Regions from separate parts of the Homo sapiens genome. Here region 1 is linked to region 2. A link is an interaction called in ENCODE POLR2A ChIA-PET data of the cell type or tissue named here. Cell type or tissue: B cell. All regions are shown on one strand. Each heading gives the region's core, and the rest is flanking DNA. Links, peaks and the distances in the headings are about the cores only.

The links. ChIA-PET counts read pairs that join two places held together with the same protein. Peaks named below come from ENCODE experiments on the same cell type or tissue, not always from the same donor. Only the 100,000 strongest peaks of a DNase experiment are listed, where the experiment ranks them.
Region 1: POLR2A ChIA-PET joins it to region 2 with 6 read pairs; 3 of 35 experiments call an interaction of 5 or more read pairs at or near these places.

The regions. Positions count from the first base shown.
Region 1 is chr2:164,893,930-164,910,869 of GRCh38, reverse strand. SLC38A11 (solute carrier family 38 member 11) reads left to right here. Exons shown (of 12, transcript NM_001351537.2): 11 at 2,099-2,230; 12 at 12,140-16,516. The coding sequence ends at 12,433. It also overlaps the pseudogene RNA5SP111. Among named protein-coding and RNA genes, the nearest start is that of SLC38A11, 53 kb to the left of the region's middle. In B cell, for the core only: no CTCF peak of the experiment used is centred there; no DNase peak of the experiment used is centred there.
Region 2 is chr2:164,816,314-164,833,253 of GRCh38, reverse strand. The region is part of intron 2 of COBLL1 (cordon-bleu WH2 repeat protein like 1); the gene reads left to right. Among named protein-coding and RNA genes, the nearest start is that of COBLL1, 17 kb to the left of the region's middle. In B cell, for the core only: no CTCF peak of the experiment used is centred there; a DNase peak (open chromatin) is centred at 6,555.

The DNA.
Region 1 (16,940 bases), core at 6,116-10,115, 76 kb before region 2:
GAATCCCTTATGCTGTCAGCTAAAAATCCACTGTACCAGTCGGCAGTAAAACATGATCTTGCTTCACAGTGGGTCTTTCAGGGACCACACTGAAAAGGGCTCAGTCATAGGATCTGTTCCTAGAGGCTGTTTATACAGTGCACCATGTGAAAGGGTCTAATGAGATAAGTGAAATATCTACAGAGCTTTAAATACACTAAATAATCAGCAGGCTTCTTGAGGCAAGCCAGGGCTTACTTTAAGTCAGTCCCAGGGATAAGGAACTGACTGCACGGGGAAACAGAAGAGGGAAATGTTTAGCACTGTGTATGTCCTTTACAACTAGCACTTCTCTCCCTCACACATGTATAACTCACAGGCCAGTTCTCTACCTTGACTATAAAGGAGAAATAGACTGAACTAATTTTTTTTTAAATTTAAGAGCCTTTCGAAACTTTACTAGCTATTGTCAGATGCAGGACATGGTATTATTTTAGCTTCTGCTCAGTACGTAGGTTCAAATCTAATCTCTAGATCAGCAAGTAAGAACAGATGGTGCATTCTCACGTGGTTGCTAGTAAACTGCCTGCCTGCAGACGATCTGAGTCACTTCACCTGCACAACTTCTGTGTTTAGTACTTGAAACTTGAGTTTCCTTTCTAGCTGCTGTGGCAGGAAGATAGAACTGAATCAAGATCTCTGCCACAATAGCAAATACTCAGCAGAAGAATGGTGTCTATAACTTTCCCTTCTCTTACTCTTCATTCTGCACACACACACAGGTACACACACAAATGTATGACTGACAAAAATATAATCAAACTGTTTCAATTCATAAAAGCACTAAAAAGGCTGTCTACCCTTAACAAATATCTCTTACTACCTGCCTCACTAAGTGATTTTTCACTCTCACAATTATATCATAGAGGCATCTGTAAGAATGGATCTTAAATAAGATAATACTTGGAGAGACATTACAACTTATGTTATTAATATCACCATTAAATTATTAGCAAAGTCATGGCAGTATGTGACACATGGGAGATGTTGCATATCCAGGCAGCACAGCTTAGAGAGATGGCTTCTTTATGATACCTCAATATCTGACCTTCTGTTATTTCCAACTCTTTGTCTCACTGTTCTTTTGCACAGGGTCACTACTTATTCAGACTATCTTCTCTTTATCCTCCATAGGTATTGTTCCTGTTATTACCTCTTTGCTCTTTTTCACGCTCTTGTCTCAGCCTATAATTCTGCTCCAAATCCTGTGCATGTTTCAAGCCCTACCTCAAACCAAGGTAGGTCAAGCATATTTCAGGGATGCTGTAAAGGAGATTACTGTAAGGAGACGGCTCTAGATACCTAAAGCTCCTTCTAGTCCTAAATTCTCCTTGATCTTTTTTGTCCTGTTATAAATTGATCTCTACTTGCTTTTTTAAGTTTCGTTGTATGCCTCCAAAAATTAATTCCTGAGAATAGGAATCATTTCCCTGACATTTTATCTTTGCAAACCATATCATAATATGGGACACATTAAGTCAGTAATTTTTTATTGCTTTCCTGATCTGAGTAGTCATGAAAAATGGTGATGAACTCTTGCCCATTTTTGTTGAGGAAAGGCAAGATAAAATAGACTTAAATTATAACAAATAGGAATTAGTTAATGCAGAATTAATTTCCTGTTAGTAAAGGATATTACACATCCAGTATTAATAAGGGAAATGTGACAGCTACTTCTTAGAGGCCATGCAAATAATCTAAATAGCATGTTTAGTTTGTTTTAGTAGTAACCTATTGGACTCAAGAAAGAAGGATAAGATAACTTTCCAAAGTCTCTCCTGTACTTGAAAGATACATGTATTGAAACATCGGTATGCCACACTATAGGTCTGTAATATAATCCACTGACTAATAGTTCAACAAAGAATACTTGTTATTGATATGTGTGTCTGTATGTAAGTAATTTGGAAAATATAGAACATTCCTAGTGACTTAAGATTTGATTAATAGCCTTGTTGGTAGTATTTTATATATTCCTAAATACTATTGTAAAATACTCCCTCAATAAATCCTGCATGCCTTTAAAAGTCCCTCTCAAAATAATCTGTTTATTCGGCAGGTAATTGCCAATGTGTTTTTTGGTGGGAATCTTTCATCGGTTTTCCACATTGTTGTAACAGTGATGGTCATCACTGTAGCCACGCTTGTGTCATTGCTGATTGATTGCCTCGGGATAGTTCTAGAACTCAATGTGAGTACGTGCAAAGATTTACCCCTTCACTCTAAAATTCTCTTTAAAAGATAATGATTACATTTAACATAAGATGTATTTTCCTTAACAAAAGTGTCACTTTTGAAGTGGAATCAAAATATGTTTGTAATAGTAAATATTTTCAATGATGATTCTGTGCACTTTGTGGGACTATATAGTTTTAAAGTAGTGGTTGTTTAGAGACATATGGGGTCGTCACAACTGGGTAGGCAGTGCTGTTGGCCTCTAGTGGATAGAGGCCAGGGATATACATCCCACAATGTGCAGGTCTCTCACAGCAAAAAATTATCTGATCCAAAATGTCAATTGTGCTGAGGTTGAGAAACCCTGGTTTAGAGTACTTTTGCATATCTCATTTACTATAACACATAAATGTTACTAAAAATAGCTATAAATTAAGTGGATTTGGACTTTGCTGAATAATAATATATCTAGTGAAATTTATGAGAAATATGAAAGGATTCAAGTTATATCCATTCACTTGCTATGACAAAATTTCTTTTTCTTTAAATATTTTTCTTTCTCCAGATCTTTCTTTTATAGTCTGCACTGCCATCAACCAAATAGAAGTCCTCATAATATCACAGTTGAATTAATCCCAGCTCTGTTTCAACTATCATGTATTTAAGTTCTGCTTTCAGTTTATCGGCATTTTCCTACCAGAGCAAGTATAAATTCCGTTGCTTCTACCATCTTGTCTTCTGTGTAAAACTATTTCCCATTTACTTCCCAAAATTTATGTTCAGCTCTAGTCAATCTAATTTTTTGGCCTGTGAATAAGCCATATCAATTCTTTCCATTATTCTTTGTCCTATCTGCTTTTTATTTCCGATAATGATTATTTTTCTTTCATTTCTGTCCAAATTTTACAAAAACTTTAAGATCCAGTGCAACTTCTAATTCCTTTATTCACATTCACTGATCATATATTTATTGAGTAATTACTATGTGCCACACAATAGAATATAAGGATGAATGCAATAAGAAAGGACCTGTGCATTCTCACAAATAAACATAAAAGTTCAACTGCAATATAGGTGATGAAGACAGAGGAGGCCAGGAACGGTGGCTCACACTGTAATCTCAGCATTTTTGGAGGCCAAAGTGGATGGATTGCTTGAGCCCAGGAGTTGGAGACCAGCCTGGGCAACACAGTGAAACCCCGTCTCTACAAAAAATTAGCCGGGTTTGGTGGCATGTGCCTGTAGTCCCAGCTACTTGAGAGGCTGAGGTGAGAGGATTGCTTGAGCCCAGGAGGTAGAGGTTTCAGTGAGCTGAGATGGCACCACTGCACTCCAGCCTGGGCAACAGAGTGAGACCCGGTCTCAAAAAAAAAAAAAAAAAAAAAGAGAAAAGAAGACAGAGGGAAATGGATGGATTCCCAAAACACATTTTTCAGAAAAGATTGGCATAATTTGGTGACACAGATTCCATTGGGAAGACAGGGGGCAGAATGACTTCTTGGTTGTATTTTGTGGAACTAGAATAATGATGTCATTTGCTAAGACAGGAATGGAAGTTGTTCTACCACTACAAAGTGGCTAATCTTCTACAATCCTTACAGAATTTCTCATCAGAATCACCCACCAGTTAGCACTTATTGGTCATGCACCACAGGGAGGGCAAACCCATACAGATGGGATCCCAAGTCATCATTTACTCGTTTCATTGAGAATTGAGGCATAGGTGAAGGTATTATTGTCAGTGCCCAAGTTACTATGTCATCCAGAGGCCATTTTGATTTGAAATTCCATACAAAGGCAGGAGGGAATTCAGTCAGGGACCCTACTGGGGACTTTCTTGTAAATGGAAAGTGGGGAGTAAGCAGTTTCCAAAACCTCAGGAGACTGGTAATTGTCTATTCTACCAACAGTGGAAGGAAAGCTCATAGGAAAGTAAGCAAGTGTCAAAGGTAACTTTTACCTTCTTCCCAGTTTTGCATAGGCCAAACACTAGTAGGGCCACTAAAAATCATTTCGCATACCAATCTTGATTTGTGTAGATGGATCACTACTACATTAATGCGCTGACTTAATTTATGTATTATCTCGTGTCATGTATTGTTGAAGCTGTCCATAAGCTTGCCTTACCTAACAATTGGTAAGCTCTTTGAAGACAAAAATACTTAACCACCTCCTCCCTCCTCCATAGTATTTGGCACAGGGCTAAGGACACAGTGCTGAAATTATTGCATGGGTGATTGCACCTTGGGACTACAGTTCAGGATCTATTTCTATAAATATTCTTAGACACAAGATGCTTTCTTTAATGTAGTACCAGGAAATGAAATGTTATAAAAAATGGTTGCTGTTGACAGTAGTAGTAATCTTTCACCTATGCTGTGGAGATAATCAACATAATGATTTCCAAGCCCTGTTTTTTCCTGTTTTATGAAATATCTTGTTTGAGTCCACAAATTTGTTTGTTGATATTTTAGGATTTTGTTGTAAGACAAAATATATTTATTATCTGCCTGAACATTCACTACATAGTGATAGCCCAACAAATTTTTTTTTGTTTTCAAGTTAATCAAGTGCACACATATTGCTCATTTTTCAGGAATGAGTTTTTTTTGTAAATCTAGCCATTACTTTCTGTAAAGTTAATTGCTAATCTCCATGGCATTTGCACAACAAAATTGTAGGCATATAATCATATTAAATATTCTCTATTATACTTATATTGAAAACTGTTTTGGTTAATACAGAATTCTGGTATTAAAGAATAATCATAGAAGAATACATTGTGAATATCTATTTTAAAGTCAAGATCTGAGCTGGCCCTGGAGGACTATTTTTAAAATTTAAAATATGATTCAAGATCTTTAGATTTTTTTAAAACCTGATTATATAGACATACATTAAAAATTAGAGTGCTAAATTGTCTGTTATGACCTAATAGCCCAAGACAATTATGCTAGTTTTAAAGCACTTTGTAAGAATTAATAAAATCTAGGATCTCCATTCTCAGACCACCTGAGAATAAGTGTTTTTCACATCAGTACGTCTTTTGGTGTGCGTAAGAACGTATTCAAATCTTTACTCAACTCCTTTTTGTGTGGACACTTACCATGTCTAATAGAGCCAAATCAAGCATCATGTCTGTTAGTAACTAATACACGCTGGATCATGCAACACTTTGGAAGTAACTTAAAGCATGCTGTGTTCTACTTCATAATAATAATGTGGGCAGGGCGCAGTGGCTGATGCCTGTAATCCCAGCACTTTGAGAAGCCAAAGCAGGCGGATCACCTGAGGTCAGGAGTTCAAGACCTGCTTGGCCAACATGGTGAAATCCTGTCTCTACTAAAAAATACCAAAAAAAAGAGAAAATATTAGCTGGGTGTGGTGGCACATGCCTGTAGTCCCAACCACTCGGGAGGCTGAGACAGGAGAATTGCTTGAACCCAGGAGGCGGAAGTTGCAGTGAGCCAAGATTGCGCCAGTGCACTCTAGCCTGGGTGACAAAGCAAGACTCCATCTCAAAAAATAAAAAAAAAGAATAATAATAATAATAATGTGAGCTACCATGTATTGAGTACTTACTCTGTACCAGGTGCTTTGCAGTATCATCTCCTTTTATCTATATTAAATTGACAGATGAAGAAACTGAGGCACTGCATGATTAAATACTCTGAGGTCATACTAGTTACAAGTAAAAAAATACAGATTTGAACACAGGCATTTGGACCCTAAAGCTCACATTTTAAATCATTACACTACTCTGAGATTTCCTAAGCATAAGATTTTAAATTATGTAAAATAATTATGCTCATTTCTCTATCCACTTTCTTAGGTTATAAAATCTATGCATTGAGTTTATCTGTAAGAAAGGTTAAGAGTAATCTATGATACATATGGATAGACTTTAATAATGGGTTAAAACATACCAGGAGATGAAATAAAATGGAACTGAAAAGTTTTTGTCTTAATAATTTTTAGTTAATAACTTTCATCTTAGTAATTGTAGTAATTTAGAAATGTAGTTAATAGCTTTTATCTTAGATAACAATTTTAGTACTTTAGGAATTCTTTTTTATTTTAGCTTCTGAATAAGTAGAATAATGAGCTTCACAGATGAGATGAATCAGATCATGCAAGGTTAGGGAAATGCTACTATTTAGTATCACCAAATAATATAGAATAAAATGAATTGAGGTAATAGTTATTGAATTAAAAAATAGAACCTTGCTTTCCTTTTTTTTTCTTGTTTTCATGTCAGTAGACAACAATGAAATATTTTTCCAAAGCAAACACACACTAAGTTTTAAAGGTTTCATTTTAGAAGCAAATCAAATAAATATAAGCACTATTCTTGGTAACAAGAATCCAGCGTCTTAGCACTAATGTTGCTATTGGAGAAAAGAGGCATCTGCAGTAATTGGGCCCTATGGGTTTCTACTCGCAGCAGTACAAAGAGAGAAAATGAAGCAGCTGGTGCCTGTGCCAGCATAACCAGCTCAACAAGCATTGTGTGTGGTTTACAGTGGAAGGAAGAAAGCAAGCCAAATGCCAGCAAGAGCCCAGATAAAGAAATACAGTCTTTGGGGTGAGCAAGCCATAATCCCAGTTGCCAAAGACTTCCTGAGCAAGAGAGAGTTTCTTTTTGAAGTATTGGAGTGAATTTCATGAGTTTAGATTAATTACAAAGTAGAAATTTAAAAGATGTATAAGCATTATTTTATTTAGTTTCCAGCTTCCTTGCATCATTTGAGAAATTTCTATTCAGGTAGGAAAATTCAGGCACTTTTTCAATCTGTACTGGCAATAAAAATGTTCAATAGCTTCTGTCCTTTCTCTCCAGCAAACTGCAAAATACTCTGACATCCACAGTGTTATTATCAATTAATAAGAACTGTCCCATCTTTATAACTTAGACTATATTTTGTTGTCTTTTTAATAAGCAGTTATGATTTTACATCCTGTCAAGCAATTTCAAAAATTATTCCAAAGCCAGTGGTGTATCCTTAAGCAAGTCTACATTAAATAGATCAAATCAGCTCGACTAATTCATAGGGAATAGATCAGATGCAACCACACTATTATTTTACTGATGATCTTGACTTCTAGCAACAACCTTTAGTAAGACTGAGCTTTTAAATATCAAGAAAGTAGCTGGTATCTAAACAAGATACTCAACTGGAATCCTTCCAGTAGAAATATGAGCTATATAGTCTTTCCTCTAATTGCTACTTTCTCAACACTTAAGAATTATAACATAAATAGAACACCCATTGCTTTGCACTGCCCAGCAAGTTAAGTTTGGAAGAGTACCAAAAGGCTGACTGATGACAGCTTCTTAGCAGAAGCTGGGGGCAGTTTTCATCCTGATAGTACTTCCACAATCTGCAGTTCCAGATGAATTAGCCACATGTTTGTGACTACAAAGAGAAGACTACAACACACACAGACACATACACACACACACACACACATTTGTATTTGAATTACTGTTTGTTGTTTTCACAAATTGTTATTTTAAAGAAATCAGAGGCTAATAGTTTTTGTTATAAATACAGACCAATTGTTAACAGTATCTTCCATAACTTAAAAAGCACTGTTAATTCCAAATATTATGATAGAATCTATGGAATCCATAATATATTTCATTCTAGTCATATGACAACTAATCTTTTATTTTTTGTGTACCTTTGTAGATATTAATTTGTATTCAGGTGCTATGAATGGCAAAAGTATATTTTCCATATATTCTAAATTAGAACATGATTTTGGTATTTTTAAGTATTTTCTCATTCTTATGTTTCTTACTTTGGAAATATTTTCCATGCAGTGTGGTCCCTACTATTCTTTCTCTGGACACTTTTGTTTTTGTAAAAATTCAAAAAGTTACATAATTGGGATCATAGTCATAATATTTCTGGTATGGAGAGATTGCTTTGTATAAAACACACAGTAATTTTATTAACTGGTGTGAGAATATATTTATTTTAAAGCTATTTTAAAGGTACAATTTATAATTTTACATCATCCAACTTCAAATTTATTTTGCTGTTATTTTCCCAGGAGAAAATTTACCAAAATAATGTGTCAAAAAGCTTTTAAACCATAGGTGATAGTTGCATAGGATTTCATTATACTATTCTTTCTACTTTTGTGTATGCTTGCAAATTAACTTTTAAATTTAGAAAAACATAGTTTATGAAAAGCTTGCATTTAGTTGTAAAGTAATATTACATTTGTTACTGATTTTATATATTAAAAACTTACATTTTATTATTTCAGAGAACAACATTTGTGAAATGTCATAATAAGAGAATGAAAACTAAAACCACATGAACAGCTGGGTGCGGTGGCTCACACCTGTAATCTCAGCACTTTGGGAGGCTAAGGCGAGAGGATCACTTGAGCTCAGGAGTTTGAGACCAGCTGGGGCAACATAGTGATCCCTCGTCTCTGCAAAAAATTACCCAGACATGGTAGCATGTGCCTGTAGTCTCAACAACTCAGGATGCTGAGGTGGGAGGATCACTTGAGCTTGGGAGATCAAAGCTGAACTGTGATAATGCTAGTGCACTCTAGCCTAGGAAACAGAGTGAGACCCTGTCTCCAAAAAAAAAAAAAAAAAGAGAGAGAAAACAAAAAACACATGATTATCTCAACTGATGCAGAAAAAGAATTTGACAAAGTTTAGCATCATTTCTTGATAGAAACTCTTTTAACAGTTTAGAGAGAGAAAAGTCCTCAACATAATAAAGGCTATTTATGAAAAACCTACAGCTAACATCACAATTAATAGGAAACAACTGAAGGCTTTTCTCCTAAGATCCAATAAAAGGTAAGGATACCCACTCTCGCCACTTCTCTTCAACATAGTACTGGAAGTACTAGCAAGAGCAATCAGACAACAAAAAGAAATAAAAGGCATCCAAATTGGAAAAGAAGAAGTAAAGTTATTTCTATTTGCCGATGACATGATTCTATATGTGGAAAATCCCAAAGCTTCCAAAAATAGTGTTAGAACTAATAAATTAATTCAGTAAAGTTGCAGGATATAAAACCAACATACAAAAATCAGTAGCATTTTTATACACAAATAATAACCTAGCTGAAAAAGAAATCAAGAAAACAATATCATTTATGATAGCATCAAAAAATACTCTGGAATAAATTTAACCAAAGAGGTGAAAAATTTGTATACTGAAAACTATAAAATCTTGCTGAAGGAAATTGAAAAAGACACAAATAAATGGAACATATAAATAAATGGAAAGATATCCTGTGGATGGAATTAATATTGTTAAAATGGCCATACTACCCAAAGCAATATACAAATTCAACATAATTCCTATCAAAATTCTAACGGCATTCTTCACAGAAATAGAAAAAACAATCAGTATTGAAAAGAAAAATAAAGTTGAAGGCATCACACTTTCTGATTTCAAATGATATTACAAAGCTGCAGTAATCAAAACGGTATGATACTGGCATAAAAACACAAATATAGACCGATGGAACATAAAAGAGAGCCAAGAAATAAATCCAAACATATAGGGTCAACTAATTTTCTACAAGATCACCAAGAGGACACAATGGGGAAAGGATAGTCTTCAATAATGATGCTGGGAAAAATGGATTCTCAAATGCAAAAGAGTGAAATTGGACCCTGATCTTACACCATACACAAAAATCAATTCCAAATGGATAAGATACCTAAATGTAAGGCCCAAAACTGTAAAATTCCTAGAAGAGAACATAGAATAAAAGCTCCTTGACATTAGCCTTGGAAATGATTTTTTTGAATATCACACTAAAAGCTCAGACTATAAAACTAAAAATAAATAAATAGGACTACATCAAACTAAAAGGCCTCTGCAGTGGGGAGGGGGTGCAGGGCGGGAAGAAAAGACAACGTACAGATTGGGAAAAAATATTTGCAAACCATCTAACTGATAAAGGGTCACTACAAAAAGTTTACAAATAATTCTAATAACTCAATAGCAGAAAAATGATTAACTTGATTAAAAAATGGGCAAAGGACCTTAGCAGATATTTCTCCAAAGAAGACATGAAAATGGCCAACAGGTATACGAAAAAGTGCTCAACATCATTAATCATCAGGAAAATGCAAATTAAAACCACTAGGCGATATCACTTCATACCCTTTAGGATGGCTATGATCAAAAAGACCAGAAATAACAAATGTTGACAGAAGTGTGGAGAAAAGGGAACCCTAGTACATTGCTGGTGGGAATGTACATTGGAATAGTCAATATGGGAAACAGAATGGAGGTTCCTAAAGAAATTAAAAATAGAACCATTATATGACCCAGGAATCTCTATTCTGGGTATATACTCAAAAAAGATGAAATCACCACCTCATAAAGATATCTGCACTCCCATGTTCATTGAAGCATTATTCACAATAGTGAAGAGATAGAAACAACCTCAGTGTTCATTGATGTATGAATGGATACAGAGAATGTCATATAGATCTGTCTGTAACATGGAATATTATTCAGCCTTGAAAAAGGAGATCCTGCCATTAGCCACAACATGGATAGACCTGAAGAACGTTAAGTGAAATAAGCCAGACACATAAAGCAAAATATTACATGATCTCTCTTATATATGGAATATTTTTTTAAATGCCTAATATATAGAGTTAGAGATAAGAGAATAAAACTGTGATTACCAGGGGCAGGAAACAAAGGGAGGAAATGTAGAGAGGTAGGTCAAAGAATTCAAAGTAGCAGATATGTAGGATGAACAAGTCTACAGATTTAATGTACAATATGAGGGCTGTAATTTATAAATTGTATTATATTTGGGACTTTTGTTAAATAAGTAGATATTAGTTGCTCTCATCACCAAAGAAGTAATTATGTGAGATGAATAGATATGTTAGTTCAATACAATAACCATTTTACTATCTGTATGTATTCTATGACATCAGGTTATAAACCTCAAATATACACAATAAAATTTATTTTTTAAAAACGTATGTTTTATGGTTTAAGAGAATATTTGTCATAAAATTTTAATGTATGTTACATTGTTAAATATACTATAATTAAAATCTAACGTAATTAGAAAAACATATTACCTAAAATGCATTAAATGTTAACATTTATATTATTTGCTAAGTTTCTATTGCGAATTAGTCCTATTCAAGGGGAAAGTCTCTTCCTTTGACATCAATAGCTGTTGGTATTTTTATAATAGACAATTCTACCACCATTATTTTAAATCTGACATTCCTCCTTAGGTTGGGTTTATTCCTAGCTAATGTGGGGAAGGGTGAATGAGTAATAGTCATTTAGCTCTGCTGTCAACTTTCTCAGTAATTAATGTGCTTACTTTTATTTGAAAGAGGATTTAGAAATGCTATTTCATGTTAACTGCCTTAGGGTTATAGTTTTTCTTTCTCACACAGATAGGCACATCTTCCATACAAGCTCAGGTAAAGAAGACAGACATTGTGGCCCCTATACAATTTCCCAAAATTTCCTTCTTATACACAAATGACAAATAGACCATTCATGTTTGAAGGGCATAGTGGATACACAATAGTTTTAGTGAAGAATATAAGGAAATATGATGAACTGAAAATACAGGAAATTTCAAGAGTGCCAGAAGTCAGTCCTATTATCTGCTTTATTTTCTATATTATTTTGTGATAATATTTTCTTAAGTCTGAAAAGCTGTTATACTATTTCATTATTTTCATTTGTAAATATGCCAGTGGAAAAGGTAATGCCTATTTCTAAGTCTTTCTTAGAACTATTTTTCCTCCCTTTGTTTGATTCAACTGAACCTATCACATGTTTAACATGTGCATGAAAAACACATTTTGTAAATGCTTTTAAAAGCTGTCCGAAGAATGTTTCCATCTAGTGACATTATCTTGTTTCTTGTTTTCAACATGCAGGGTGTGCTCTGTGCAACTCCCCTCATTTTTATCATTCCATCAGCCTGTTATCTGAAACTGTCTGAAGAACCAAGGACACACTCCGATAAGATTATGTCTTGTGTCATGCTTCCCATTGGTGCTGTGGTGATGGTTTTTGGATTCGTCATGGCTATTACAAATACTCAAGACTGCACCCATGGGCAGGAAATGTTCTACTGCTTTCCTGACAATTTCTCTCTCACAAATACCTCAGAGTCTCATGTTCAGCAGACAACACAACTTTCTACTTTAAATATTAGTATCTTTCAATGAGTTGACTGCTTTAAAAATATGTATGTTTTCATAGACTTTAAAACACATAACATTTACGCTTGCTTTAGTCTGTATTTATGTTATATAAAATTATTATTTTGGCTTTTATCAAGACTTGGCTTTTATGAGTAGTGCAATATAAAAGATAAAGAAAAGAAAAATTGAATGTATTTCACCTTTAACTGGAACAAAATAAGGGTTTTGTTCTAATGACTGCACTACACTAATGCTAATTGAAGAAGGGAGAGTTAAGCCTTTAGCATTTTCTGCCATCCCCCTTTTATTTAATATGCAAACCAGTATATTGTGCTCCAAAATAAGTAGGTGATTGTGGGTTGGAATTTTGTGTAGATGTCTTTTGGTGGGGGGGTGTGGGGGGTGGGCATTTTCTTTGTCCTTAAAAGTCTGTGGAACTGAAGAGAAGGGAAACCCAAAACGATTGAAAAGAAGACATATCCCAAGAACAAAGAGGAGCTCTCCGTTATAATTTCAGCAGCATCCTTTGTTTAAAGGGAAATGGATCCCTGGAGAAATGAGCAAAGACCTCTCCATGTGAGGAATCCTGAATCATAGACTGGCTGTGAGGAGCAAGGTGTGTAAAGAATCAAAATCACCTCCCATCTTCTGATGCTGTGGGAATACAATGGTAGCACCATTCTAAAACAGAAAAACAAACAAACAAACAAAAAAAACAAAAACAAAAAACAGTTGTTCTGTGGCAAGAACCTAAGAGATTGGTGATATGGACCTGTTGGATTTTTAGTGCTGTCAGGAATGTACAACTGGAAGCTGAACTTTGAAACTAGAAACGTGTAAGAAGAATCAGGGCTACAGAAGAAGCTTTCTCAGTCCACTGGGGGTTCCTCAGAGAGATTTCTGGGAGCTCTTGTTGACTGGGTCTTTGGGAGCAGATAGTGAGATGGAGTTTATCATAACTAATGGGAGAGAGGGGAAAGCAGGATTGTTAGGGAGAGGTAGAACTGCAGTGCAGGCTGACCTCAGCCAAATCCACAGGGAAGCTGGTGCATACATGACCCATCAGAGTTGTCCCTGTTCAAGGGTAATAGCCCAGTTTTGATACTGCTGCCTCCATCAGTCATTTAATGTGAGCATCTGGAGAAGGATGAGTTCTTGGGCTAGGCAGCTCTTTGCAGCAGAGCAAACCCTAAAGGAACTGAGAGCTCGAGGTGGTCTACTGATAGCTTTGTCACCACATGCTTCCTTACAGGGGTATCTGGGAGACACAGCTGTGCCCACCACAGATGCCCTCGGTTTACTGAGGATTTTTAAATGATTTTTTAATGAGGACTTTGTGTCTTTGTATGTATGACAATCTTCAAAAAGTAACATGAAAATCTGGGGCCATCTGGATGGCTTCCTTATATCAAGTATCACCTAAGATTTTCATTTCATTTGTATTCCAATCAGGTTGTCCATCTGTGGCACTATATTAATTGTTGCCAAATAACGAGAAACTATCACAAGCAGAGTTAATACATATATGATGAGTTTGTACAAATCAAATGCAAAAAGAAATCCTACAGGAAGTGTATAAAGGGTAGGTTCACAGTAGTTTGAATAAAGTGGCAAGAGCTGAGTCACTGTGTGACTCATAGTGAGAAAGGCCTATTGAACATAAAGGAAGATGCATTTTAGCAGGTAGAACCATGCTCAGGGTTTTAGTGGTGATTTATTTTTTCAATAAAATATTATCCTTACCATTAAATTAATTTAAATTCTGTTGGGTAACTTTTCTGTATTTAACTTATAAATTTGTTTTTTTATAGTTAAGGGTCATAGGCTAAGCAGTTTGTGCCTGTTTTTAGATTGGTACATGTTTAGGTAAAATATAATAAAAATGCTTTCATTCCATGTAAGAAATGAGGAAATGTAAGAAATTTTTGCCACAGTCTGTCATTACATTGCTCAAGACTGAGAAACACTGACCTACATAATTATTAAATAAAGTCATGAGGGATGAGATCTCTAAGCATGTACAAAGAAAAGTATGTCAAGGATAACATAATTTAGCACGTAACCATCTCTTATCTTGTACTTTGGTGTTGCTTCATACTCTTCAAGTAGATGAAAGCTCCTGGTAGGAACTGAGCGCAGCATTAGTGCCTAATAAACATGTATTGGTTTATTTATTTTTAATCAGCTGTAGAACAAGACTGCTTATGACCCAGTTATTAGCTGCACGGATTACCGACATCTTTCAAATTATAATTTAATAAATCTTAGGAACTCACATTTATTTTGCAAGAATACTTGTATGCTTATTTTGCCACCATGCATAACTGCAAGAACCCCACCCCTCAATCTATTTTCTGCCTCAGTTCAATAAGAGATTCCCCTGAAAATCTTTCCATCCCTGCCACTTGTTGCCCCTAACAAAGCAACTTGAAGGTTTTAAACCAGTTTTTGAAGCTGTCAATACACTTAAATGTATAAAGCACTTCTTAACTTTAAAAAGGTGGTGGTAGGCAAGAATCACATCTTTACACACAAATGAGAACATCTAGCAATACACTTCCTTTAAGGATATAAGTTGGATAGCATCTGTGTAATTTAGAAATTGAGTCATTGTTCACTTATTATAGAATCTTTATTATCAAAACTAACTTGAACCATCTTCAAACATCAGAATGGGTAAACTGTCTATGACCATACCTTCCTGAACGCACCAGATCTCATCTGATCTTGGAAGCTAAGTATGGTCTGGCCTTGTTAGTACTTGGATGGGAGAAGAAGTAAACTGCCTTGCCTGGACTATTTCCAATGATGCCAAACAATAATTGTTGCCCCTTGTCTTTCTTAAAAGGAGACTGCATCCATTTAACCAAACTAAGAAATTTTCAATTAGTCCTCTGCTGAAGTCATACTATACACATCTACTTAATTAAAGATACATTTATTGAAGAGAACAGGTCTCCTCCTGGTTTATCTGCTATAGCCTTGCTTAGGAAAGGAATAATAGTCTGTCTTTTAATTAGGTGTGGCTATTGATTGGAGCAAATGTTGTCAGGTGGCCCAAGCATGAATCAATGAGTGACCATGAGGTCACCCATCAGTGAGGGTACCCATGAATGCTTTACTAACTGTGGCAAGGATAATAATTTGCTACCTCAATAGAATAAGCGCTTTTAAGAATGTATGCTTATTCTAAAAAATGTGTAAAGAATTTGCCAAGATAGCAGAGCAAATATGTAGAGTGGACCAGAGATGCTGTGACCTAGAGAACACATAGACCAGGAGAGAAAGAAAAGAGCCCAGTCTTTGTCTAGGGTAGTGGCTTTTAAACTTGGACATGTGTCAGAATCACCTGGAGGCCTTGTTGAAACACAGATTGCTGGGCTTCACCCCCACAGTTTCTGATTCAGTACTTGGAGTGGGGCCTCAGAATTTCTATTTCTGAAAAGTTCCCAGGTGATGCTGCTGCTGCTGGTTCAGGGACCACGTTTGAAAAAGGCTGGAAGTTGGACATAAGAAAGTGCCAGATGGAGCCATCTGTTTAGAGGCTGGGACACAATACAAGCAAGATGTAGGAATACCATGCTAGATCTCAGGGAAGAAAATGAGGCTGGAGATGTAGGAGGGAGAGCAATTGGTACATATTAAATGTGTTATCCTTTGCCTCTTTGAAAAATCATCTAGAGACACAGTGAGAAGAGGAGAAACCACGACAATAATATTAGTGAAGAGCAATGACAAAGGACATGGGAGGAGAATTAACAAGGGAGAAAATAGAGATTACAACCCCAAATCAACACAGTTATGCTGGTTAAGCTGCAGGCCTGGTTCTGAGCCTGCCAGCACTCAGGGAAGGTTACCTGAGTTTCATGGCTGCCATTGTGAGAATGAAGAAAATATATCAGTTTCTCAAAAGAACACCAAGTTTTCCAAGGACTAAACTCTCAGCAGAATGGCTTACTTGGAAAATTACATAGGGAACATGAGTAAAACTGGGTTATGAATGATAATGTCATTCAGATAAAGAATTTACATGGTTGTCTTTTGTTAAGACACTTTTTCATTCCATTAATGTTTGCTCATTGATAATAAAGATTATCAATACATTTAGCTTTGGCATTTTTATGATAGAATTCATGTATAGTAATATGTAAATGCTCCATTAAAACAAAAACAAACAAAAAACCGGATTTATTCTGTTCTTCATTTCTAACTCTCATTTGATTCTGGTCCTTACCAAATGATATGATTTGGCTGTGTCCCCATTCAAATCTCATCTTGAACTATAGCTTCCATAATTGCCGTGTGTTGTGGGAGGGACCCAGTGGGAGATAACTGAATCACGGGGGTGGTTCCCCCATACTGTTCTCTTGGTAGTGAATAAGACTCACAAGATCTGATGGTTTTATAAGGGGTTTCTGCTTTCACTTGGCTCTCATTCTTCTCTCATCTGCCACCATGTAAGACATGCCTTTCGCCTTCTGCCATGATTGTGAGGCCTCCCCAGCCACATAGAACCATAACGTGAGTCCAT
Region 2 (16,940 bases), core at 4,186-8,185:
ACCTCCCTAGTAGCTGGAATTACAGGCATGTGCCACCATGCCCAGCTAATTTTTGTACTTTTTGGAGAGATGTTGTCCAGCTGGTCTCAAACTCCTGGCCTCAAGAGATCCTCTCGCCTCACTCGCCTCAGCCTCCTAAAGTGCTGGGATTACAGGCATGAGCCACCGTGCCGGGTTTGTAGTGTTCTGTTTTTTGTTTTTTTTGTTTTTGAGATGGAGTTTCACTCTTGTTGACCAGGCTGGAGTGCAATGGCGCTATCTCGGCTCACCACAACCTCCCTCTCCCGGTTTCAAGCAATTCTCCTACCTCAACCTCTCGAGTAGCTGGGATTACAGGCATGCGCCACCATACCCGGCTAATTTTGTATTTTTAGTAGAGACGGGGTTTCTCCTTGTTGGTCAGGCTGGTCTGAAACTCCCGTCCTCAGGTGATCCGCCCGCCTCGGCCTGTCAAAGTGCTGGGATTACAGGTGTGAGCCATTTGTTGGGCCATTTGTAGTTTTTAATTCCTCAATTGAAATCAGAGCTGCAGGAGTAATATAAACAATTATTATTTTTTAAAAGTATGGTTTAATAGGACAGAGGTTTTCTTTTGTAATGACTTCAGACTTGTAGAAAATTCCTTTGTACATAAAGGTGTAAAAATACCACATATTTGAAAATAGCCAAAGTGTTTCAGAAGCAAGCCTCTGAAATGTGGTTGAATAAGAAGCTGAGTTATATAGTAGTTTGGGTTCAAAATATGGCTGTACTTATAAAATCTGATTTTTTTAAATATGATGTGTAGGTTGACTTTAAATAGGATCGAATGCTAAGGCATCAGAATATGTCTTTAAAATAATATTAATCATTAGAAAAATTACATTGTTTCTCAGTGTGATTAATTTGAGGGATTAACACCAAGTAATTGGTAGGTATTCTGGTATATTTTTAAAAATTAAATACACCATTTTACCTTATAGCCTAAAGTAAAGCTTTACATCATAGCTTCTGTAATTACAACAACATATATTTTTAAGGAAGTAGAGTTAAGATGCTCAAATCTAGGTGAGACATTTATCGACATTCCTTGAGGATTCCATCTCTCGAATCTGCCTTCATGCACATGCACATGTACTATTTCTGGAGAAATGGAAGCGAGGAAGTATTAGATGAGCCCAAGGGGAGTAGCGGGGGCTGAAGCCAAAGTTTTAATAGCTACTACAGTTGTGTATTGATTGAGATGTGCTGGAAAAACAGGAAATTGAGCTGCTAAACAGGAAAATGACTACTATCCTACCATTCCCAGACCTGATTGGCTGTGCCACAGTTTCTAGGCCAGTTAACTGTAATCAAGATAATTACAGGAGTCATTGAATTCATTTTCTCCTTTGTGCTAAGATGAATGCAAGTTACACACAAAATGGAAGTGTCCGAGGGTAGAGCAACTCTTTCTCTTTTTTTTATGCCTGATAGTCACTTGCTGTATTACTGCTTTAACAGAATTAGGAAAGAGACAGGGTCACTGTCTTATAGGACAATACCTGTATTTCCTGGTCTGTGGCAGCTCCCATAATTCTCAGGTATCCGTGATTCAGTTATTGGTGGCAGACTCCTCAGCAAACTGTCCTGCTACACTGTGGGAGTGGGTTCTTCCTGTCTCTTGCTCCCACATAAAATGTGTTGTTCCCCATTTCCAGATGGCAGCTAGGTGCTTTAACTTAAAGCAAAAAAAAATATTTTTTCTGTGCTTCAGGAGAGCAAAGCTGAAAGTGGTAGAAAAAAACATCAGCAGCTGAAAAGAATATTTAAATATTATTTAAATATTTATTCTACTAGATAACTTAAGTAAAATTTAAATGATCCCTACTAGATAATTTAAATAAAATTTAAAATAAAATTTAATAAAATTTTAAATGTTAAAATTTATTTTTATTTTTATTATTATTTTTTGAGACAGACTCCCACTCTGTTGCCCAGGCTGAAGTGCAGTGGCTTGATCTCAGTTCACTGTAACCTCTGCCTCCCAGGTTCAGGTGATTCTCCTGTCTCAACCTTCCGAGTAGCTGGGACTACAGGCATGAGCCACCATGCCTGGCTAATTTTTGTATTTTTAGTAGAGATGGTGTTTCACATGTTGGCCAGGCTAATCTCGAACTCCTGAACTTGGGTGAACCACCCGCCTTGGCCTCCCAAAATGCTGGGATTATAGGCATGAGCCACTGTGCCCTGCCAAAAATAAAACAAAATTTTAAATGCTTGTGATCCTATGATATCAGTCTTTTCAGTTTCCTCTTTCTCTGAAAGTGGGTAAGCTTTATTGTGATTATTACCTATGAACTTTGTTCCTCCCTTTAGGAAAGTGAGATTTGACTTTGATTGAATGAAAAATATTTAATGCTAGTAATCTGAAAAGAGGAAATATACTCATTTTTCCTCTCACATTTGAATTGGGATGAATTTTATATCTAGAATCTATTCCACCTTCTAGTTTACTTCACTTTACCATACATCATTTTGAAATATAATCTGATCTGAAACGAACAATATTCCAGAGTAATTCATACTGTATGTCTGTGATTCTATGTAGAAGTATGTCGTAAATTCACTCTTAGATGATGCTAAGAAAATATAGTCCTGAAGTTTGTGCTCGTATTCTTGTGAAATCTAGAAATATATTTCCAATGCTAATTTAGTTACATGGTTATAAGTAGTATAATCTTAAATTTAGGAGAATTTTTATAGCTTTCTAATCAAATTCAAGATTCGTATATATATGTGGGGTGCAACACTTTGAGATTTTCATTTTTTGTGTATCATTTAGTACACTAAGGTTATGCATGTTTGAGTTAGTGGCAGTTCTAAAAATTATCTGAGGATTTTGAATATGTACTACAATTTTTGATCACCCAAATCCATTCTTTTTTGTTGATAGCAATGGGGGATTTGAATGTCTTGGATTTGGGACATTCACAGTTTCCATATATTACTGTAAAGCGTAGGTAAGGTAGAGACCGACTTTCTGGCATCCCATGGATATTTGGAAGGGTTTGAACACAAAGGTACCACAAATACCAATGGTATTAAAGGAATAGCCTTGGGGCACCAAGAAGTACAGTTTAGGAAGCAGGGAGTGAGTAGTACAGTGAAATGATTTAATTCCATGGTCAGCATCTTTTACTACTACTTATACTGAGGAACTCGTCTCTGCTTAGTTGCCACTCAGTGGCTGAACCATTGTGGATGGTTTTGTACCCATTATCACCATGGCCCTAGGACTCTCTTTTTTTCAGAATGTGGATCTATGTCACACCAATATGGACCTATGTCAAACATTCTTATGGAAGTGGAAGGAGTGCAAGAAAAGGAGGAGACCATTTAGGATTTGAGAAGGGAGATGCCTTTATTCTTAAACCTTAGGGAACCAGCCAGCTTCTGAAATTTGACACTGCTAATTAAATAGTTTTCATTGTATATGCATCTGAAGCTCTATAATTGGCTATCTCAAGAAAAAAATTTTAAAGTATTTATATTCAAAATAAAACTGGAAAATCTGGGAGATTTGGGGTAATACCCCCTGTTCATATACAATTTGATATTTCATTTGTATTTAAATATATTATTTTTCAGTTGTGTATATGATATATATTTCCTTCTTTTCCCTTTGCCCTTTGTGATCTGCTTATGTATTTACACTACTGCTTCATGGAAAAAAATTAAATTTCATGGAGTTCTCTTCAAGGGGAGAATTTTATTTTTATTTTTTTGCTTTAGTTAGCTAAGTAGATGCATGCTTTGCTAAATGGAAATGTAAGAATAATTGTGTTTTTATTTGGGGATGTGGATGAAGATGAAAGAAGAAAACAAGCAAAATATATTTAGTGAGTGGGAAAATAAAAGCAGAACAGTTTCTGATGGTAGAAGAAGAGGCTGCTGTGTTAATGCTGGACTGTATTGCCACTAAACAAGCAGTTTGAAGGCTGTGATCGCTTGTATTCACTTTGTAACTCGGGTACTGTTTGTGGAGCACTTCTGTGATCTTAGGTTATTATGAAGTGTTTTCTGCCAAAGACTATATATAACCCCTTCAAAAGTACCATATCTGATTGTGGGGGAAAATATTTCATCCAAAATTAAACTGATGGTTGTGCTGATGACAGTTCTTTCCAGTGGTATTTATGGGTCATGTTATTTATTCGTTATTTTTCTAATAGGCAACATATTCAAATGTCACAAAAAGCAAAAGAGAAAAATGACAAAATGGTGAGACATCTCCTTCTAGCATCTTGGTTCCTGTCACCCACTTCCTTCACAGAGGCAATCAGTGTTATGAGTTCTTTTGAATCCTGGTAGCATTCTAAACTAGCACCGTCCAATGGAACTATAAGCCACAAATGCAATTTTAAATATTTTAGGAGCCACATTAAAAAATTAATGTAAGTAACATATTACATGACACATGGTTATATGATTCTAAGTCTTTCAAAACAATAAAGTTGTCTTTAACAAAAAAATATTTTATGCCAAGTCAGATTTGAAATGTAAATTAATTCCGTTAAAATGTCAGTTTCTTAGTCACGCTGGCCACGTCTCAGTTGCTTGAGAGCCTGATGTGTGTAGTGGCTACTGTATGGTTAGTGCATCTCCTTATATTCATGAGCAAGTGGGTGTACGTATATAATTTCTCCCTTTTTTATACACAGTGAGTGCTGCTTCATACGTTGCTTTTTTACTTAACAATCTACTTTGTAATTATTCCATTTTATTACATAAAGAGCTTTATTTTTTTTCTAGCTATGTATTATATCTTTGTAGGGATGAATTTTAATTTATATAACCAGTCTCCTATTGATAGATATTTAGGTTTATTCCCCTCACTCACCCTTTGCTATTGAGTTGTCATTTTAATAACCTTTATGCAGTTTACAATTTGTTGTGAAACCCTAAAAGGAAAAGGCCATATTCTTTATTCCTTCTTTTGTGTAACTTGCAGGGTTTAATATCATTTCCACATATACCTAGAAACAATGATCAGTTATTGGATAGGTGGTATTTGAGTTTGTGTGAACTCAAGCAAAAAGTCAGTGTTGGAGATGGAGACAAATTACTTGTCCATTGGAACGATAGGAGCTCAGTTATGCAGAGTATTGAACCGAGTAATTAATATTCATTTTTATAGCCATTAACCAACGAATTGTTATTAAGACACCATTAAATACCACACCATTAAAATTACTATTTTATACCTCTCAGCACTCTATTATAAAATTCCATTCTTGGTTTGAGCTTCTCATTTAGGATTATTCCCTGCCATAGTATTTTTGAAAGAAATGTGCATTTCATTAAGAGTACTATATAAGTGAAAATTCTGAATAACATTTTCATTTTATATCTAGAGAAACCAAAAACTTTGTCCATCACGGGCAAGGTTGTTTAACAAGACATAAAGGGTATATTATTTTTTACAACCTAAATATCCCCATTTGAATAATTACAGCAGAGTGCTATTTTATTTATAGAACAGGTTGTACGTTTGAGAGTGAAATAGTCATTAATTGTGTGACTAGTACATAAGAATTCATACTCATTTGTGTCAACACCCTGAAATCTAAATTGTCAATTGCCTTGCTATTTTGATTCCAGACTTCACTTGGTAGAGGACATTAGTCTTTTGATGTGAACAATAATGAGCTGAAGAATAAGACCAAATAATGGAAGGTGTTTTCTTCTAGCTCATGAAAGAAAAGATGAGAATTTAGAGGTCTCAGAAATGCAAGAAATCCAATTGTCATGTGGGCACATAGGAAAGAAAAACAAGTATGAGTATTCTTTTATTCTTTCTTCCCGGTGTTTTTTGAGTGTTACTCTTCAAAATGGTTACAAAACTGCAAATATTATGGTAGAAATCACATTTGTCCTTTTTAAAAAAATAAATGTTTTTGGCAACAAATCGACATTTTACATTATTCCCATATAAGATGAAATTCTAAGCCAGAATTTACCATGAGAAAAACCTTAAAGAAATGGGCCGGGCATGATGGCTTATGCCTGCAATCCCAGCACTTTGGGAGGCCGAGGTGGGTGGATCACTTGAGTTCAGGAGTTCGAGACCAGCCTGGCCAGCATGGGGAATCCCCGTCTCTACTAAAAATACAAAATAACCAGGCATGGTAGTGCATGCCTGTAATCTCAGCTACTCTGGAGGCTCTGGAGCGAGAGTCTCTTGAACCAGGGAGGTGGAGGTTGCAGTGAGCCAAAATCATGCCACTGCACTCTAGCCTGGGTGATAGAGCGAGACCCTGTCTCAAACAAACAAACAAACAAAAAACAAAAAACCCACAAAACAAAACAAAAAAGAGAGAGAAACAAAAAAAAAAACGAAACAAAGACAAAAAACTTTAAAGAAATGATCATTTAATGGGATCAAGTATTCCATAAAACATTTTAAGTAAGCCTAATACTCTACATTTAACTCTGCCGGCTGCCTTACAGTTGTCTGATGCAATGAAACAGTGCACTTGGCACTCTGGCATTTAACAGCATTAGTTTTGGTTTCAAATAAAACTGGTCCAGCAGGAAGTCAGATAGCAGCACTTGGCAGGCAGCTACTGTAGAGTGAGCTTGGAGACAGGACCTGGACCTCCATCTGTGCTCTGCCACTTACTGGCTTTAGGCACTGTTTCCCCTCTCTAACCCACAGTTTCTTCTATTGTGGAAGAGGATAGTAATACAGAATGAAAGTGTGAAAATAATACCAGTATATGCCAGGCATTTGGCTTATGTTTGTGAAATCTTAAATATTATCTACATTGCTAGAAAACAGGCGACTGTGATGTGGACATCATTATTGTACTATTTTGAAACCAGTGAAGGACAGTACACTCCCTGTTCTCATTTGCCTCTCCCAGGAAGTGGAGGATGAAGTTGGTTAGAAAGTTCATAAGTCCACTGTGAAACTTCTTGTGCCAGATGCAGGGAACTTGTTCTTGGCACATTGAATGCAAAATGTGTACTAATCTCAATGAAAATCACATTCCCTTTTAGAGGAGAAAAATGCCCCCACTGAGATTAGGAATATGCTACCAAGGTGATTGTAACTTCCTCGCTTCACCATTCTGGTGAATATTTCACTTTTCTCTTATGTAAGATGAAAGTAACTCTAACTGCATTTCTTTGATTTTGTTAAGACTGATATGCAGTGACTGAAAATTTTCTATGGTAAAGTCATACACGAGCATCATTACTCAAAGAGGAGGTAGGAACTTGAGACACCCATTCTAATCATAGGTTATCATATATTGAATATACTTTTTTTACACATGGATTAAAATCAGATTTCCTACCTCCTGTAAACAAGAAATTGAGGTATTATACTTTACCACAAATGCTGTAAAACTGTCAAGAAGCTGACTTCAGTTATTGAAAAGAGCAAGAGGAATCTATAACTTCTGACTCCTCCATCTCTCAGGATGACTGCAACCACATCACTTAGTACAGGGGATAAGAGTGAGTGGCATTTGTTTCAGGTTGTTTAAAGCTGTAACTCTTTCAGCTATGGTGGCAGCATGATGGCATAGTCTGAAAATTAGCCTCACGCACCCTTGACTAAAAGCTTTTAATAGAGTAAATACAGTCAAATGGATTTATTGATTTGTATTTTTTTCTGGATTCGCTGCTTGTTGTAATATAGAAACTTTAAAAAATTTTCTTGCAGGTTAAGTTTTGATGTAAGAAGAAAGTGATTTTGTTCTATAATTTCCATGTACTGTACAGCAATATTTTCAATGCAATTGGCTGCTATCAAAATCTCAACATAATTAAGATCTATTTTTTTTCCTAAGTAAACGTAATGGAAATTTTCAGGTAGAATAAATTATAACCATGCATAAACTCTGCACTTGGAAAGTTTCTTAAGCATCAGGGTGCTCCTGGTAAATTTACCTTATAATAAATATGTTTCACAAGTAGTATATAAAATAATATGGAGCCTTAATTGCTTCAGAGATTGAATGAATATTTGTAAATTTATTCAAATTTCCACTAATTAAAAGTATCAGGGTCACAGTAATTTAAGAACAGTGACCAGTGGCTTACAGGACTCTGGTTATGCAAGCAATGAGCATTTATGATTCACCAGGTACTGTGCTAAATGCATGACATGTTGCTATATTTAATGGTCACATCCAACCCACATCCAGTAGATGTAGATGTTATCCAGATTGTACAGAAGAGGAAACTGCAGCTTAAGGTATGACTTGTCTGGGGTCATGTGGCCAGGCAGTGGTAGATATGAGCCTGGAATCCAGATGTCATTTGGAATCTATTTGCTTGACCACTTTGCTTTTTGACAACTTATAGACAACTTGTAGACTGGCTTTACTGACAAAGCCAGTAAGATAAGAAATAGCAAGAGTGATCTTAAATGGAACTGAACACTTTTTTTTGTATTTTTAATATTTTTCCAATTACAAAATAAACATGCTTGTCACAGAATGTTTGAAAGCAATAGGAACATGTAAAGAAAAATAATTTTGCAAGCCACCTAGAGATAAATAACACAATTGACTTGCATTTCAGCCTTTCTTAAGATGTATTCTGATTTATAATTTAACATGCTGTCTGTAAAAACAACTCCCATGGTCACATAACTTTGGGAAAGTGTAGGTTTTAAAAAGTTAAAACTGTTAAACTGTTTTCTTCTCTCCAGACTTTCCCAGAGATTTTAATATGTGAACGTGCATAATGGACTTTCAAAATGGAAACTTAATAAGTAACGCTTTCCCAATTTATTTATCCCAAATAAATATCTTGAAATCATTGTTTTTTCAGATATATTTTAGATAATGCTATGGATAGATTGCATCCTTCTAGACTTTTTTTTTTTTTTCTTTTTTGGGACAGAGTCTCACTCTGTTGCCCAGGCTGGAGTGCAATGGTGAGATCTCCGCTTACTGCAACCTCCACCTCCCAGGTTCAAGCAATTCTCCCGTCTCAGCCTCCCAAGTAGCTGGGATTACAGGCATACACCACCATGCCCAGATAATTTTTTATTTTTAATAGAGACTTGGTTTCTCCATGTTGATCAGGCTGGTCTCGAACTTCTGACCTCAGGTGATCCACCAGCCTTGGCCTCCCAAAGTGCTGGGATTACAGGCATGAGCCACTGCGCCCGGCCCTAGACTATTTAATAAGGATTTAGGCTTTTAACTGTGTATACTATTTATATATTCCTTTTTCTTCAGGATTATATTATAGGCTATTTTAATTATTTGAAACTCATTTAAAAATGTGTTTTGAAATATTTGCATAGCAAACCGTGTGTGTATGTGTGTTCTGCATTTTTTTCAACCTTTCACCTGTTGAACATTTCTGCAGTTTCCAATGAAATCATTAGATGTGAAAGTTTTCCGTTTGGGTGAAGGTGATTCCAGAACTGAAAGGTTACAGATCCTGCAGCAGTGAGGATACCAACCCCAGGGATTGTTACACAGCTAGAAACAGTAAAAGCCATCACAAATTTTTGAGAAATCTGTATAAGATGTATAAGATCCCCTGTGATTGGCAATCATGGGAGAGACATGCCAGAGAGGGGATGTTCTCAGGGGAAAAAACGAGAAGTCATCTATGAGAATGAGTTGGTAAGTTAGGTGTCTGCGTGTATAATTATACACTTAGTTCAGGGGTATGCAATTATTCAAGTATAGCCTTGGTGCTCACCAGGCTGTACTGGAGAAGCTTGGACACATGAGGAGTTCTGGTTATTAATCTTTGCTGCGGTGAAGGAGGGTAAGAGGTTTGGAAGTTTGCAGTCTCCTTGAAGGGTGAAGAAACTGGGCCTGTGGACAGGGATCGATTTAACAGGGAGAGTTAGATTAGTTGTAGAGGATTGGGTTTGAAGCCATTTAATCAATAACCCATTCTAAGAAGAAAAAGAAGTCTTGAATCAACAGTTTGTTGATTTTCAGTAAGTATTTGTTAAATAAACAATGCGTCAGATACTGTGCTGGTCACTAGCAGCCAATTGTATTGAAAATATTACTATACAGTATATGGAAATTATACTTACGGAGTAATGTAACTGCTCGTAATGAAAACATGATTGAATCTTATTAAAAATACACATCTTTGAACAACCACCAGGGCAGTGTAAACAATACTCTCACTGTTTTAAAATAAGGAAAGTCCAAATCTCTGAAATGCCACTTATTATGCAATTTCAAATACTTTTTTTTTGTTGTTCCTTGGATGAATTTATGTTTGGTTCATAAGATGTCTTAATAAAACTTTTCACCAGCCCGGCCAACATGGCAATATTCCGTCTCTCCTAAATATACAAAAATTAGCCAGGTGTGGTGGTGCATGCCTGTAATCCCAGTACTTGGGAGGCTGAGGCACGAGAATCGCTTGAACCTGGGAGGTGGAGGTTGCAAGTGAGCTGAGATTGCACCACTGCACTGCAGCCTGGGCAACAGGGTGAGACTCTGTCTCCAAAATAATAATAATAATAATAATAATAATAATAATAATAATAATAATAATATAATATAATCTTTTCAGAGAGCTTACATGACTGTGGAGCATGTAAATGTGTATATACCTTCTCTCTACCCATATTGAAATTTTCCCTGAGATTAGTTCATCTCATTAGACTTTGGGAAGTTAACATCAACTTCTCTTGACCAGAGCCAAGTTTCAAACCTGACCTTCCCAGCTTGAGATAATTAATGGCAAGACTTGGAGAATACTACCTTCGTCAGGGGCAGTGGATTGCAAGGGCCAGGGAGATGCCAAAGGGAATAGCCAACAACCCAGAAGGCATATGGGGAACATTTCTGAGGCAGCAAGAGGTGGTTGGCTTTGGTCAATCCCTTCCCTGCCTGGGGCTCCCAGGGCCCCCAGCTCAGCAGACACAGAGGCAGAGCTGCCAGTTTGACATCAGACAGCAGTGGAGGTTATTCTTCATCTGACCAGACTCTAGCAGTTACCTTTGTTGCCTTAAACGTGTGACTTATTATGAACAGTGACAATTAGGAGACACTGGAAATAGTCCAAGGGTCACTGGTGTGTCATTTTAGGGGGACCTGTGGTTGAATCTTGGCTCAGACATTGAACAGTTATGAGATTTTGGACAAATAAATGTCTTTGACTCTGTGTTTTTGTTTTCCATCTGAAATTGAGGATTACTTATCTATTACCTAGGCTCGTGGGTATTAATTGGAAGCATTTATATGTAAAGCCATGAAATATTGACAAAGTAATAAACCTTATGGACCATGATTTTCATTTAGTGATTAAATGTCTGTAGCTAAGTTATTAATGTTTTTGGACATCAGCCATAGGAAAAGTTAACAAGATTGGTTTAAGCTCACCACTCTCAGTTTCTATTCAGTAAGTTAGTAGTTGATACTCTGTTTAGGATCATCGTTTTTGAAATATAAATAAAGTAGTTTTGTAACTCATGAATTCATGGAATATGATTCTCGGAAAGCAGGTTTTTCAGCCCTTAATCATTAGAAAAGGTTCTACTAGGTAAGATGCAGAGATAGTGAGCACACAATGTGTATATTATAATAATTCCCTTTTCCTGTAGGAAATAAAATAACCAACTAGCCAAATATGTTCTTTCCCTAAACTTTATTGTTGGCAGTGGTTCCTAATGAAAAGGCCTTGTCTCTGAGCCTGTAAGACAGTCCTCTTGTGTAAGAAGATAGTTTTAATTTTGTTCCTCCCATATCTATGGCTTGGGTTTTATCGCTTGTACACAGACTGGGAACACTCACTATGCTGTCTTCCAGTAATCACATAATTTCCACATCTCCACATCTGTAAACTAGAAATAATCCCATTACATTATAAACAATGTGTAAGATTGTTGATAATACGTGTCTTGAATAGGTTATGCATTTCCTTTCTGTGTTTTTGACGAGGTTCGTTCTCTTGACAGCACAAATTCTCTTGGGTGTGGAGAGTGGGATGGCATTTGTGGGAAGGTGTTCTCTCTCAAAGTTCTTTGAGCTTTGTGGTGCCATCTTCATGTCAGGTCACATTCATTTTGACATGGATACTCATCTAATTAAAAATTGTCCATGGCTGGGCACAGTGGCTCATGCCTGTAATCCCAGCACTTTGGGAGGTGGAGGCGAGTGGATCATGAGGTGAGGAGATTGAGACCATCCTGGCCAACATGGTGAAACCCCATCTCTACTAAAAATAAAAAAAATTAGCTGGGCATGGTGATGCATGCCTGTAATCCCAGCTACTCGGGAGGCTGAGGCAGGAGAATCACTTGAACCTGGGAGGCGGAGGTTGCATTGAGACAAGATCACGCCACTGCACTCCAGTCTGGGCGACAGAGCAAGACTCCATCTCAAAACAAAACAAAACAAAACAAAAAATTGTCCATGTCATTTCTGAAACAAGGCAGATTATTATTTTAATCATAAAGCACACAGTTGCACTTTTTCTTATTTAAGGAATCCTAACCAGGTTACCACTGCTCATAAACTGCTGAAAATTGGTGCGAACCTCAAAGTCATGGAGGAAGAAGGTGTGATCATGCAAGAGGGTAGCCCACTAGAGTGTGCCCACATTTTGAACTTGTGTGTTTTCTGATAAATGCAGGTATTCTTACTGAAGCTAGCTGAACAGTATGAATACATTACTATTTTGTTATTTCAGAGAACTAGATAATTTTAAAGATTTGTAAAGTGTTATTGTTTCCTGACAGTACTTGTGTATTATGAAATTAACAGCAGGCCTGGCGCGGTGACTCATGCCTGTAATCCCAGCACTTTGGGAGGCCAAGGTGGGCAGATCACCGAAGCCCAGGATTTCAAGACCACCCTGGGCAACATGGCAAAACCCCAAATCTGTAACAAATACAGAAAATTAGCCAGGTGTGGTGACATTTTCTTGTAGTCCCAGCTACTCAGGAGGCTGAGGTGAAAGGATCAATTTAGCCTGAGAGGTAGAGGCTGAAGTGAGATGTTATTCTTCTACTGCATACTAGCCTGGGCAACAGAGTGAGACCTTGTCTCAAAACAAAAGTGGGGGTAAGGATATGACAGCATTTTGCTCACTCCAATAAACTGTTCTGAATAGAGAAAGATTTTAGAGTTTATGAAGTTAAAAAACCCAGTGGTGGCTGGCACGGTGGCCCACACCTGTAATCCCAGCACTTTGGGAGGCCAAGGTGGGCAGATCACCTGAGGTCAGGAGTTCGAGACCAGCCTGGTCAACATGGCAAAACCCCATCTCTACTAAAAATTAAAAAAAAAAAAAAAAAGCCAGGTATGGTGGCAGATGCCTGTAATTCCAGCTGCTTGGGAGGCTGAGGCACGAGAATTGCTTGAACCCAGGGGGCAGAGGTTGCAGTGAACCAAGATGGCGCCATTGCACTCCAGCCTGGGCAACAGAGTGAGACTCTGTCTCAAAAACAAACAAACAAACAAAAACAAAACAAAAAAAAAACAGTGGCAAAAAAAACTACATGTTCTTTTTTACCCTGTGGAAATAACTAAACAAAAACACATTTTAAAAATCTCCCAGCTTTTAAAGCTAAGGGCATATTTTAAATGAAAGTCAGTGAAAACCTGGACCCAAGATTATAAACAGTAAAACAAGTTTCTGAACAATTGTTTCTTTCCCTACCTGAAATTCACTTTATGTTTGACACTTTGGCACATTTCCTGACATCTCTGAGCTTTCATTGCATTTTCTCATTTTTCAGTTTGATTAAAAAAAATTTTTTTTTACGTTGTCAAATTTTGGTGGTTTCCAGTATGATCAGAGTAAATATCTGATTATTTTAAGTTTGTATTTTCTAGGTATTTGACAAACTCTTAAAATATTCATAAGTTTGAGAAACTCTTACAATATTTAATTTTAATTTTTCCCTTATAAATTCACTTCCTATGCTTTATCTCTTTTATGTTTGTATGTCCATTCTTCTCTTGTTGACTTTATAAAAGCTCTTAATATGTAAAAGTTATTGATGCTTTACGACCTATGTTCTAAATATTTCGCTAGTTTTATCATTTATTATGCAGCTTTGTTTATGCAAACATTTTTAGCATTTTAATTTGATTATTATTATAGAGACAATTCTGTTTATTTTCCCTTTTCTTGGAAGGAAATGCTTACACTTTATGAGTCTTTAAAATATTACTTTAAGTTTATGATAGATTAAATATTTGACAGAAACAGGCCAGGCACGGTTGCCCACACCTGTAGTCCCAGCACTTTGAGAGGCTGAGGCAGGAGGATCCCTTGAGGCCACAAGTTCAAGATCAGTCTGGATAACATGATGAAACACTGTCTCTACCAAAAAATAAAAAAAAAAGCCGGGCTTGGTGGCATGCACCTGTAGTCTCAGCTACTTAGTAGGCTGAGGTTGGGAGGATTGTTTGAGCCCAGTAGGTCAAGGCTGCAGTGAACTATGATTGCACCACAGCACCGAGTGACAGAGCAAGATCTCGAAAAAAAATTATATGTATATATATATATGTTTACATAAGTACATATATATACTATATGTTTACATAAGTACATATATATATACTATATATGTTTACATAAGTACATATACACTATATATGTTTACATATGTACATATACGCTATATATGTTTACATATGTACATATACGCCATATATGTGTACATATGTACACATATGCTATATATGTGTACATATGTACATATATGCTATATATGTGTACATATGTACACATATATGTAAATATGTATATTGTATATAAGTATACATATATACATTGTAAATATGTATATGTATACATTGTAAATATGTGTATATGTATACAATGTAAATATGTGTATATGTATACATGCATACATTGTAAATATGTATATATGTACACATGTATATGTACATGCACACATACGCATGTACACATACGTATATGCACATATGTATATATACATATATGTATACATACACACGTGTATATGTATACATATGTATACATACATATATGTATACATACATACGTGTATATGTGTATATGCACATGTATACATACATGCATATGTATATATGTATATATACACACATATGTATACATACGTATATATACGTGTATACGTGCATGTATACATACACGTATACATGTACATATACATGTACATATATGTACATGCACACGTGTATATATGTGTGTATATACATATATACATGATGTACATATATGTGTGTTTTCCAGTGGAATAAGGATTGATATCTTCATTTAGTAAAGATTAATATGAAAAAGTAAATACACAAAGCCTTATTTGTGATTGAGAAACTGGAAAAATTAAATGATGTAATTTGTTCAACATATTGATAAATTATGCCAGAAACTGGGCTAAGTGAACTTAAAAGGATGATCAGCATTTAGATGTGGCTCATGAGCAGTTTATAATTGGGAGATAGAAATAGCCCAGTGATATGATATTACCTATGGCAAGGCCAGTAATAAAGGAAAAACAAGCATGGCTGTGGAAGCCACCAGGTGGCTTCCCTTCCTAGAAGAGGGAACTGTTGCGCTGACCTTGAAGAATAAGTAGATCCTATCCCAGGAGTGGTATGTAGAATATACTGTAGGAACTCATTCAGTGATTAGTTCTGCCTGAGGCCACTGGGGTCTTACAGTGATGGTGAAGGATATAATGGGAGTTGCCAAGCCAGGCAAGGAAGAGATATTCTAAATGATGCATAAATGTTGGAGATTGAGGAGTAACGTAGCGTGAGGAGAACGTACAGGCTTGGCAGGTGAGGCTACAGGTGAAACTGTGCAAGTTCTTCAGATATTGTGGTTGACTAAAGAGGGTTTTGTTTAATATTTATCTTATTTTTAGACAGTATTTTTATCTCTGTTGTTCTAAGTCCTTCTTCTTCTTCTTTTTTTTTTTTTTTTTAATATATACCATTACACTCAGATAAGGGAATTTAGGTTAGAAGTTCGGAAAACTTTCATATTACAAGTTCACATTCATACATCCCAATTTTAGTTTGGGTTCTATTCAGTCTTTCTCAGCCTTGAAGGCTTTCAACTGTGGGTTCCAAAGTTGTTTGGTTAATCCAGACAAAGCCTCTTCCACCAGTGGCTGTGGCTATGAGTTATTCTTGCTACCTGCAACACTTGCTCAGTGAGTTCTCATCATTCATGTTCCAGATTCTACAGTGTTCCCCACTGAGCCTATGGATATTTGCATATACCTCACTGGAGTCCTGACTTAACTTCAGTTCATATAGCTGGGTTCTGACTCCCTGGCTAGCTTTTGCTCACCTTTTCCTGACCTTTTCCTCCTGGGGCCTTGATCTTGAATTCTGTGGCCTCCATAACCAGCTGTAAGCCTGCTATGAATCAGAGAGATCCACTGGGAACCTTGGCTAAATCCCATCCTGACTTCTACTCGTGGTACAAAGTGCCTTGAGACCTTGGCTGTTGTGTTTCATCCACCAGATGATATCTGTTTAGTAGAGTGTAGAGAACCCCTCATAACTAATAATGAACCTCTACTTAGCAACTCCTGGGGTTCTTTTGACTATTGGTCATGCATGTTGATAAGTCCCCCTTGTCTTAGTCCCACACAGCCAACCACTGACTTTTATCCTGAATGAAAGATATATATTTTTATATTATAAGGATTAGAAATTGCTAAATTCTGTGGATTCTTACAGTATAATATCCTTTAAAATAAAATTTCTAATTTAGGCCTGGGCTATTTTGATAACCTCTTCTTGCCCTCAGCTTTTAAAAACTTAATACACTGCAGGGTTATTTCCAAACTACCGGTCAATTCCTATCAAGCTTTCCTTCTCTTCCCAAAAGTCTTTGCTGTCTGTACAGTAAAGGCCAGATTCTGTAGAAGGCATTGAGAATGCGGGGTGTCTGGTCCTAACTTTCCTTTGTGGCCTTATCTCTCACACTGTCCTTTCACCCACATTCTTTTCAGACTTAGA